3 separate regions of the Homo sapiens genome follow, and regions 2 and 3 are each linked to region 1. Evidence: chromatin contacts called from ENCODE Hi-C or POLR2A ChIA-PET data. All regions are on one chromosome and are shown on one strand. The core of a region is the stretch at or near the end of the contact, and the rest is flanking DNA. Distances in the headings are between cores, read along the strand shown.

Evidence for each region. Hi-C counts contacts between places; a loop is a spot of excess contacts on that map. ChIA-PET counts read pairs that join two places held with the same protein, here RNA polymerase II (POLR2A). Pooled maps may share reads with other maps.
Region 2: a pooled map shows a loop between it and region 1 (3-fold over the local background). The contact joins the enhancer-like site here to the promoter of BACC1 in region 1. A Hi-C loop is called at or near these places in 1 of 168 maps with a recorded cell type or tissue (naive thymus-derived CD4-positive, alpha-beta T cell), 4 of 37 single-sample maps with no recorded cell type and 9 of 50 pooled maps. POLR2A ChIA-PET finds 5 or more read pairs at or near these places in 9 of 52 experiments (B cell, GM12878, H1 and 5 more).
Region 3: a pooled map shows a loop between it and region 1 (2.7-fold over the local background). The contact joins the enhancer-like site here to the promoter of BACC1 in region 1. A Hi-C loop is called at or near these places in 2 of 50 pooled maps. POLR2A ChIA-PET finds 5 or more read pairs at or near these places in 3 of 52 experiments (A673, AG04450 and activated CD4-positive, alpha-beta T cell).

What each region holds. Positions count from the first base shown.
Region 1 is chr17:7,013,408-7,016,263 of GRCh38, reverse strand. BACC1 (BPTF associated chromatin complex component 1) reads right to left here and starts at 1,482. Exons shown (of 6, transcript NM_174893.4): 1 at 1,386-1,482; 2 at 1,108-1,202; 3 at 389-490. The coding sequence starts at 1,406. It overlaps RNASEK (ribonuclease K), which reads right to left. Exons shown (of 3, transcript NM_001004333.5): 2 at 2,522-2,598; 3 at 1,732-2,119. The coding sequence ends at 1,978. It overlaps RNASEK-C17orf49 (RNASEK-C17orf49 readthrough), which reads right to left. Exons shown (of 8, transcript NR_037717.1): 2 at 2,522-2,598; 3 at 1,386-2,119; 4 at 1,108-1,202; 5 at 389-490. It overlaps MIR497HG (mir-497-195 cluster host gene), which reads left to right. Exons shown (of 3, transcript NR_038310.1): 3 at 250-446. RefSeq lists enhancers at 1-256, 669-1,169, 1,640-1,769, 1,520-2,020 and a silencer at 1,100-1,549.
Region 2 is chr17:7,120,120-7,122,975 of GRCh38, reverse strand. No RefSeq gene overlaps it. Among named protein-coding and RNA genes, the nearest start is that of ASGR2, 6.7 kb to the right of the region's middle. RefSeq lists a silencer at 1,035-1,134. Within about 2 kb of position 1,480, at least 4 of the 41 ENCODE cell types and tissues checked have a DNase peak (open chromatin) inside an H3K27ac peak, as active enhancers do; they include GM12878, where a contact is called at or near this core.
Region 3 is chr17:7,092,765-7,095,620 of GRCh38, reverse strand. No RefSeq gene overlaps it. Among named protein-coding and RNA genes, the nearest start is that of CLEC10A, 14 kb to the right of the region's middle. RefSeq lists enhancers at 724-823, 914-1,013. Within about 2 kb of position 1,485, at least 3 of the 41 ENCODE cell types and tissues checked have a DNase peak (open chromatin) inside an H3K27ac peak, as active enhancers do.

The DNA.
Region 1 (2,856 bases), core at 233-2,732:
TCTGGGAGAGACATCAGGTAGAGCTTGGTGATTTACAGGTGGATTGAGATTTACTGATCAACTAGTTCAGGGTCACCATATCCCTGGAAACACTGCAGTGGGGTCCTCAAACATTTATATAAATAACCAGGGGACTTCCATCATCAAATACAATAACAGCATCTCAGGCAACCTAAATTCACATTCTTGGAAGGATTACCACAGCATTTTAGGAACTTCTGACCAACTGTGACAATTCTATTCTTTCAGTCCTCAAGGGGATTCTAAAAAACTAGTGACAAAGTAGGGAAGCAGCTGAGCTGGAAAGGAGTTCTGAGGACGATGGAACCTTGGGTAAGGAGGAAGAAGGCTGCCCACCCGCCCTTTTCTGGCAGCCACCCTCCCTCACACTGTCCGTTCCTTGATGACACAGCTGATGTGATTAAGATCGTCCCCAAATCGCTTCACAGCAGCCCTCAGCATCTCTATTTCCGTCTCCGTCCACTTCGCACTGTCAGAAGGGGAGAGGGGGGATAGCAAAAATGGGAGGGGGGGTGTGGAGCCCGCCCACAGGCTATGCATCCCACAGCCAACCAGCCGCCTCCTTCCGATTTCTGGGACCCCTTCCACGGATGCATAAAGAGGTCCTCCGTAAGGGGAGGCGGAAAGCTCTTGAGGCCCTGCGGGAACCGGGAGGACCCCAATCACAAGAAATCACAACCACCTCCACCTTAGACACCCCTTTCCACCATCAACGTTAAACGGCTGCTGTACACAGCACACTGAAACCAACTCGCCAGGAAGGGCTTTTCAAAACAGACCCACCAACACAGCCTGCAGCCGTCTGGGGGAATTCCATGAACTGGGGTGGTTGGGAGTGGCGGTGGTTTGTGGTCGACCCGTTCGCAGCAGGGAGAACTGTGAAACAGGAGTCTGGGCTATGGGCCTGTCTGTATTTTTATCTGTCATTCATTCCCTCACCCAACGATCATTTATTAACACCGACTCTGTGCTGTGCCACGCACAAAGGGAAACTAATGTCTGTCCCTGTGCTAGAGAGGGTCCGTGTCTGTGACCGAGTCCAAGCGCCCGCTCTCAGCGTCCACGTCCCAGTCCGGGCTCACGTACCCCGCAGGAGAAGAGTCGGCCACGGGATGCAGCTGCATCGTCAGCTCCCCGAGCTTCGTGAAGGCGGCGCCGGCCGCCGAGAAGATCTCTCCGACCTGGGGGCGGGGCAGCGTCACGGGGGGCCGGCGCCCGCCCTCCCCGTCCCGCCCGGAGCCCCTAGCCCCACCCCAGGCTCGGCTCCCGCCCGCCCCCCGCCCGGGGCGGAAGAGCCGCGAGCCAAGTGGGGGGCCCGCCCTCCCGTGGCCGCCAGGGAGCGCTGTCCGCGAGGGAGGTCGAACCTTTGTGGACGCTGACGTCATGGCCCCGCGCGCCTCCTCACGGAGACGCCGCCGCCGCCGCTACACGCGAGCCGGGACCACGGAGAGCAGGGAGACTGAGCGGCTCGGGCCCCCGCGCAGGAAGTCCCGCCCTCCCCGCAGCGGATAGGCTCAACCCGGCGGCTCCCCGCCCCATCAGACGCAGTCGCTTAGACCGCTCGGCGCGCCCAGTCGATGGGGAAAGCCTTCGCCTCACTTCCGCGCCACACTTCGCTCCACTTCCGCTCAGACATCGGGACTTTCCAGGCAGAGGCCGACCTCTAGTCTCAGCCCCGTGCTCGCCCCCACTCAAGCACAGACACAGGGCTGAAGAGAGCAGATTCTCTTTATTGAGATACGGGACACAGCGAAGGGTGGAGAAACGGAACAGCCCCCCAGCCTCAGCCCTCTCCACGGGGGCCGGATGCCAGAGATGGGAGAAGGGATTCAGTCTCTCGCCCGGGAAACCCAGTCCCGCAGAGGGCGCCGGCAAGGGTGGGACGCGACCTGGGTGACACGGTGCAGGGAGTCTTTAAATAGAGGAGGGGCTGGAGCGGGGAAACGCGCCGGGGCCCTAGCGCACCATGTATTCCTTGCGCTTATTGAGCCGAACTTGGCAGAAAGAGAAGCCTCCGAGGAGGAGGTAAAGGCCTGCAGCGATGAAACAGTTGTAGCTGACTTGCTCGTAAAGGTTGTATATGTTCTGGGGGCCATTCCTGGGGGTGGGAATGAAGCAAAGGGGTCAAACTTTAATAGGAGCCAACATTTTCTGAGCACTATGTGCCCGACACCTGTTTAGGCGCTGTTACGTGTATTACTTTATTCAATCTTCTTGACCATCCTATGGGGTGAGATCTGTCATAGCCATTTTGCAGAGGTGGACTGAGAAGCACAGAAAAGTAAAATACCTAAAGAGGTCACACCTAAGGTGGTGGGTTTGGGATGGCCGCTGAGGTCTGACTCCCTGGCTCCTAACCACATTCTCAAGAAAGCCGCTCTCCTCTCCAAGTCCTCTAACCTAGGGGCCCTAAGCACCGGGCCTCCCAGACGTAATTCTGACCCTAGGCCTCGCCACCTCCCACCTGCTCCCAGCCCGCCTCCCCCACCCGAATACTTACTCAAAATCTTTCTCCGTGAAGGGAACGTCCTCAATCAACACAGCGGAATGGACATTGAAAAATATTCCGAGCATTATCTGGAAAAGGGGAATGGGTAGACTGTTGAATTCAGGCACCTGACCTCATGTTCACTTCGTAAACCCCTCCCATTTCCAATGTTGCTACAACACCCGAGCCTGAGATTAACCAAAACGAGGTGGTGGTTACTGGATTCGGACTCAGCCACCTGGAACAGGGCGTGAGGTGGTGACATTGAGACAAGTGGTCGAGGCAAGGGTGGGAATAGTGACCAAGCCATCTCTCCCAGGAACCCAGATTATCGTCCTCTCTGGAGG
Region 2 (2,856 bases), core at 231-2,730, 110 kb before region 1:
GTGTGGTGGCAGGTGCCTGTAGTCCCAGCTACTTGGGAGGCTGAGGCAGGAGAATCGCTTGAACCTGGGAGGAGGAGGTTGCAGTCACCTGAGATCCTGCCACTGCATGCCAGCCTGGGCGACAGAGCGAGATTCCATCTTAAATAAATAAATAAAAATATAATACAGAGGCAGGAAAGTACAATTACTGGTCAGCTTTCCTCGAACTAGATCCCTCCCAATGCCAGGTGACCATTGGACAAAGTGGAGAGGGGATTTATTAATATTCTACTGCTTATTTCCCAAGATGAGGATTAGCTCTTAGCCACTGCTGTCTTCCAAATGCAGTTACATCAGCATCTTTAGTAAAAAAACGAAAATGAAACGTTCACATTACATGTCTATGTAAATGTTATGTCCTGCAGAACCTAGTACTCTATTGTCATAACATTTCTCTTCTTGCATAGTTTCTTTTGCTTTTACTGGAGATATGCCAGTTATTCTAATCTTGCAATGTTTTCCTTAGGGCAGTTTTCTATTTCTTAAAATAAAAACTCTCTAAAATAAGATTCTTCTTTCTCAGGAGGACTTCCTTTGTGGCGTTCTTAGCCACAGTCAGTGTCTTGAGTGTTAACTTAATTCGAATTATTTGCTAAGTGTTATTCTAGCAGACTTACAAATCCCAGTTATTCCATCATGCCCATAGGAGAAGAGGAAAGGGCCAGTGCCCCTCTTCTGATTTTTAAACCGGCCCTATAGTTCCACAGACAGTTTTGGATAAACATAGAACTTGACCCTTCTGCCGTTAAAGCTTGAAACTCATATATATATATATGTTTATTTTTTTATTTTTTGAGATGGAGTCTTGCTCTGTTGCCCAGTCTGCAGTAGGGTGGCGTGATCTTGGCTCACCACAACCTCTGCCTCCCAGGTTCAAGTGATTCTCCTGCCTCAGCCTCCCGAGTAGCTGGGATTACAGGCGCCCACCACCACGCTCGGCTAATCTTTGTATTTTTAGTAGAGACGGGGTTTCACCCTGTTGGTTAGGCTAGTCTTGAACTCCTGACCTCGTGATCCACCGGCCTTGGCCTCCCAAAGTGCTGGGATTACAGGTGTGGGCCACTGTGCCCGGACGAAACTTATATTTGTTTGATTTGAGTTCCTTCCTCAGGAAAGTACCTTCAGTCCTCTCAAAAACGTATAGTAGGTCAGGAGTTCAAGACCAGCCTGACCAACAAGGTAAAACCCTGTCTCTACTAAAAATACAAAATTACCCGGGCGTGGTGGCGGGTGCCTGTAATCCCAGCTACTCAGGAGGCTGAGGCAGGAGAATTGCTTGAACCCAGGAGGCAGAGGTTGTGGTGAGCTGAGATCGTGCCACTGCACTCCAGCCTGGGTGACAGAGTAAGACTCCGTCTCAGAAAAAAAAAAGAAATGTATGGAAGAACTGAAACTCACCAGATCACGCACCAAATGCCTCCTTGCACCTCCCTAGTTCCTGTTTTCTGACACATTGTTACATTTCTTCCCTGCTATATAACCCCTGGTTTTAGTCAGTCCAGGAGATGGATTTGAGACAGCTGCCATCTCTTTGGCTGCAGCACCTGATTTAAAGCCTTCTTCCTTGGCACTACTCATCATCTCAGTGATTGGCTTTCTGTGTGCAGCAAAGCCGCAGGACTTAGACTGAACTCCTGATGTTTCGCTAACAATTTCTTTTTTTTGAGACAGAGTCTGGCTCTTTTCTGCCAGGCTGGAGTGTAGTGGCGCGATCTCGGCTCACTGCAATCTCTGCCTCCCGGGTTCAAGTGATTCTCCTGCCTCAGCCTCCCGAGTAGCTGGGACTACAGACACCCGCTACCACGCCTGGCTAATTTTTGGTATTTCTAGTAGAGTCAGGGTTTCACCGTGTTAGCCAGGATGGTCTCGATCTCCTGACCTCGTGATCCGCCCACCTCTGCCTCCCAAAGTGTTGGGATTACAGGCGTGAGCCACCACGCCCGGCCGAAAGTCAGCAGGAATTATAAGTGCCCACCTAGGTTTCCACAGTACATGAGAGAACAAGATGGGGAGTTAGTAAACGTTCTCACTTTGACGGCTTATCATAGGAGAGTCTCTACTGCTTCCTTAAACTCATGTTCTTTTTTTTTTTTTTAAAGACCGAGTTTCGCTCTTGTTGCCCAAGCTGGAGTGCAATGGCGCAATCTTGGCTCACCGCAACCTCTGCCTCCCGGGTTCAAGCGATTCTCCTGGCTCAGCTTCCTGAGTAGCTGGGATTACAGGCACCCACCACCACACCCAGCTAATTTTGTATTTTTAGTAGAGACAGGATTTCTCCATGTTGGTCAGGCTGATCTTGAATTCCCCACCTCAGGTGATCTGCCCGCCTTGGCCTCCCAAAGTGCTGGGATTACAGGCGAGAGCCACCATGCCCAGACCTTAAACTCATGTTCTTTATGGTGACTTGCATTTCCAAGGCCAGGTTCTGGAATTTCACCAGTTTGCATTATAAGAAAAAAAGTCAGCCTGTAGGCAAAAAATACAGAAAAAGCTGAATAAGATTTTCTTTCCTAATAATGAAAAAGGCTTATACTGAGATGTTCTTCTACATGTGTTGTTTTTGGATAATTTCCTCACTTTCTGGGGTAATTCCTCACATGGGAGTAGGAGATAAATAGTCTGAGAACTGGAATATCTGACAGTTCTGTAGCCTCCCCTCTCGTGCCATGGATCATTTGAGTCTACAATTCTAGGTTGAAAAAAATTTTCCTTGGAAGTTTGAAGGCATCATCCTGTTGTCTCTTCGTGTTCAATATAACAGCTGAAAAATGAAATCCATTCTGATTCTTGTTTCTTTGTAGGTGATTTACTCCCACC
Region 3 (2,856 bases), core at 236-2,735, 79 kb before region 1:
TTTTTTGTTTTTTTATTTTTTGAGATGGAGTCTTGCTCTGTCACCCAGGCTGGAGTGCAGTAGCGCGATCTCGGCTCACTGCAACCTCCACCTCTTGGGTTCAAGTGATTCTCCTACCTTTGCCTCCTGAGTAGCTGGGATTACGGGCACCCGCCATCATGCCTGGCTCCTTTTTGTGTTTTTAGTACAGACAGGGTTTCACCATGTTGGCCACGCTGGTCTCGAACTCCTGACCTCAAGTGATCCACCTGCCTCGGCCTCCCAAAGTGCTGGGATTACAGGCGTGAGCCACCGCGCCCGGCCTCAAGGGAATTCTTAGATGTGTAGCAAGGGATTCAACACTTTTTCCCTCCACAGGAAGGGGAATGCTTCTTTAAACCTCTATCAGTGAGATAATAGAGTTGCAAGGGAACTGTTTGTAGAGACAGTGGTTGTCTGCCAGGGGATAACACGAGCATCTCCCTGCCAGGCCTGATGGTAGCCTTATAAGATGCAGACACCACTGGGACCACTGTGGAATGCTACGTGAGAGGGGCAAGAAGAGTTTTAGTGGAGGCTATGGCTGTGTCCTCAGGAGTTTTGTGGCAGTTGTGAAGAAACAGACTCATCTCTGCTTCTTGACAGGAGAAGTCTGAAGACAAACATCTGGGCTGGAGTTGCCCCGTCCACCAGTCAATCAGGCTGCACTTGGTAGTCTGGCAGCATAATGTCAGAGAACCCGTGAGCCGAGGCGACTCTATAGATGTCAGGCTTGAGCCAGCTAGGAAGGACCCTGCCCAAGAGGACTGCATGGCAGAGCGAGGCTGTAAGAGGCGGTGGGTGTACAGTTTTCATCTGGGCAGGAACTGGTGGTGAACGGCTGGGTCACAAAAGATCCTGCGGGGGTCTCTGGACACCCCCAATAGACCTCATGAAAGCCAGTGTCGGATGCTTGCTGTGAAGACCTCCTCGACTGCCACACTAGCACAGATGGCAGCGCTGGTTTCCTTGCATTCTTCTCTCCCTTGACCCAGCCCTTGAGGAGTACTGAGAAGAGGAAAAGAAACAGAAAGGAGGAACAGAACCTCCCAGGACTCCAGTCCTGGCTTCTCTCAGTCAGTCCCCGAGATGATTCTTATGAAAGTGATTCACTAGAAAGTGCTCTTAGGAGAAGTGGACAGGAGAATGGGGAATCAGGAAGAGGAAGGGAAGGAAGGCAAGCGTGCATGCAATTGAAGCTCGCTGTGAGAGCTTGGTTCTTGGGAAAGGAATTCATCAGGAAGTGCTCGAAGGCAAGCCTTGCATTGTTGGTGGTGGTGTAACTATCTCAATCCCACTGGGGAGCATTGGAAACAGTGTAGGTCACATCTCAGAGTTGCCCCCATTAGGAACAGGGGAGCTGGAGTACTCACACCTCAGAACGCAACAGTCACGGGCTATCATCCATTCTGTGACTTCCTGCCTTCTGTAGCGGCGTGAAGGCAGTCCTCCGACAGACAGACAGTGGTGCTGAGTGTTAAGAAAAAAATCGGCCGGCGTGGTGACTCACGCCTGTAATCCCAGCACTTTGGGAGGCCGAGGCAGGCGGATCATGAGGTCGGGAGATTGAGACCATCCTGGCTAACATGGTGAAAACCCGTCTCTACTAAAAATACAGAAAATTAGCAGGGTGTGGTGGTGTGTTTCTGTAGTCCCAGCTACTCGGGAGGCTGAGGCAGAATTGCCTGAACCTGGGAGGCGGAGGTTGCAGAGCCGAGATCGCGCCACTGCACTCCAGCCTGGGCGACAGAGCGAGGCTCCATCTCAAAAAAAAAAAAAAAAAAAAAAAAGGTTTGCTTTAGTCTGGGCTGGACTTTTGAGACCTGAAATTAAAACTGTCTTTGACAGCTGAATGTATAGGAAGAAAAATCCAAAAAAAGTCTATTGAATAACAATGAATGACATATTAGTAGATGATGCCCTTTATCAGATTGGGGAACTTTCCTTCTATTCCTAGTGTACTAAGAGTATTTAAAAAAATCATAAATGGATATTGAATTTTGTCTAATGCCTTCTCTCCATGAGTGGATACAATTTTGTTGCTTTTCTTCTTAGACTGTTAATATGCTGGATTATATTAATTGACTTCCGAATATTGAACCAGTCTTTCAGGCCTGAGATAAGCACTACTTAGTTATAGTATATTATCCTTTCATGTATTGCTAGTTTCCAATTGCTAATATTTTGTTGAGACTTTTATGTCTATGTTCATGAGAGATATCGGTCTGTAGTTTTCTTTACTTGTATTACCTTTGTCTGCTTTCAGGAGCAGAGCAAATGCTAGCCTAAGAAAATGAGTTGGGAAGTGGTCCCTCTTCTATTTTCTGGAAGAGATTGCGTAGAATTGGTGTTACTTCATCTTTAAATGTGTGGTAGAATTCGCTAGTTAAGCCATCTGGGCTGGTGATTTCTGTTTTGGAAGGTTTTAAACTATGAATTCAATTTCTTTTTTTTTTTTTTTTTTTTTTTTTTTTTTTTTTTTACTTTGAGACAGTGCCTCTGTCGCCTAGGCTGGAGTCAATGGTGCAATGATGGCTCACTGCAGCCTCGGCCTCCTGCAGTGAGTGTACAGCTGGTGGGTGTACAGCTGAGTTCACCTTTCCACCTCAGCCTCCAGAGTAGCTGGGACCACAGGTGCAACCCACCACACCCGGCTCATTTTTGTATTGTTTCGTAGTGATGGAGTTTTGCCATGTTGCCCAGGCTGGTCTCAAACTCCTGAGCTCAAGTGATCCTCCCGCTTCGGCCTCCCAAAGTGCTGGGATTACAGGTGTGAGCCATCATGCCTGGCTAAAATCAATTTCTTTATAGTTCTAGAACGATTTATTTATTTATTTA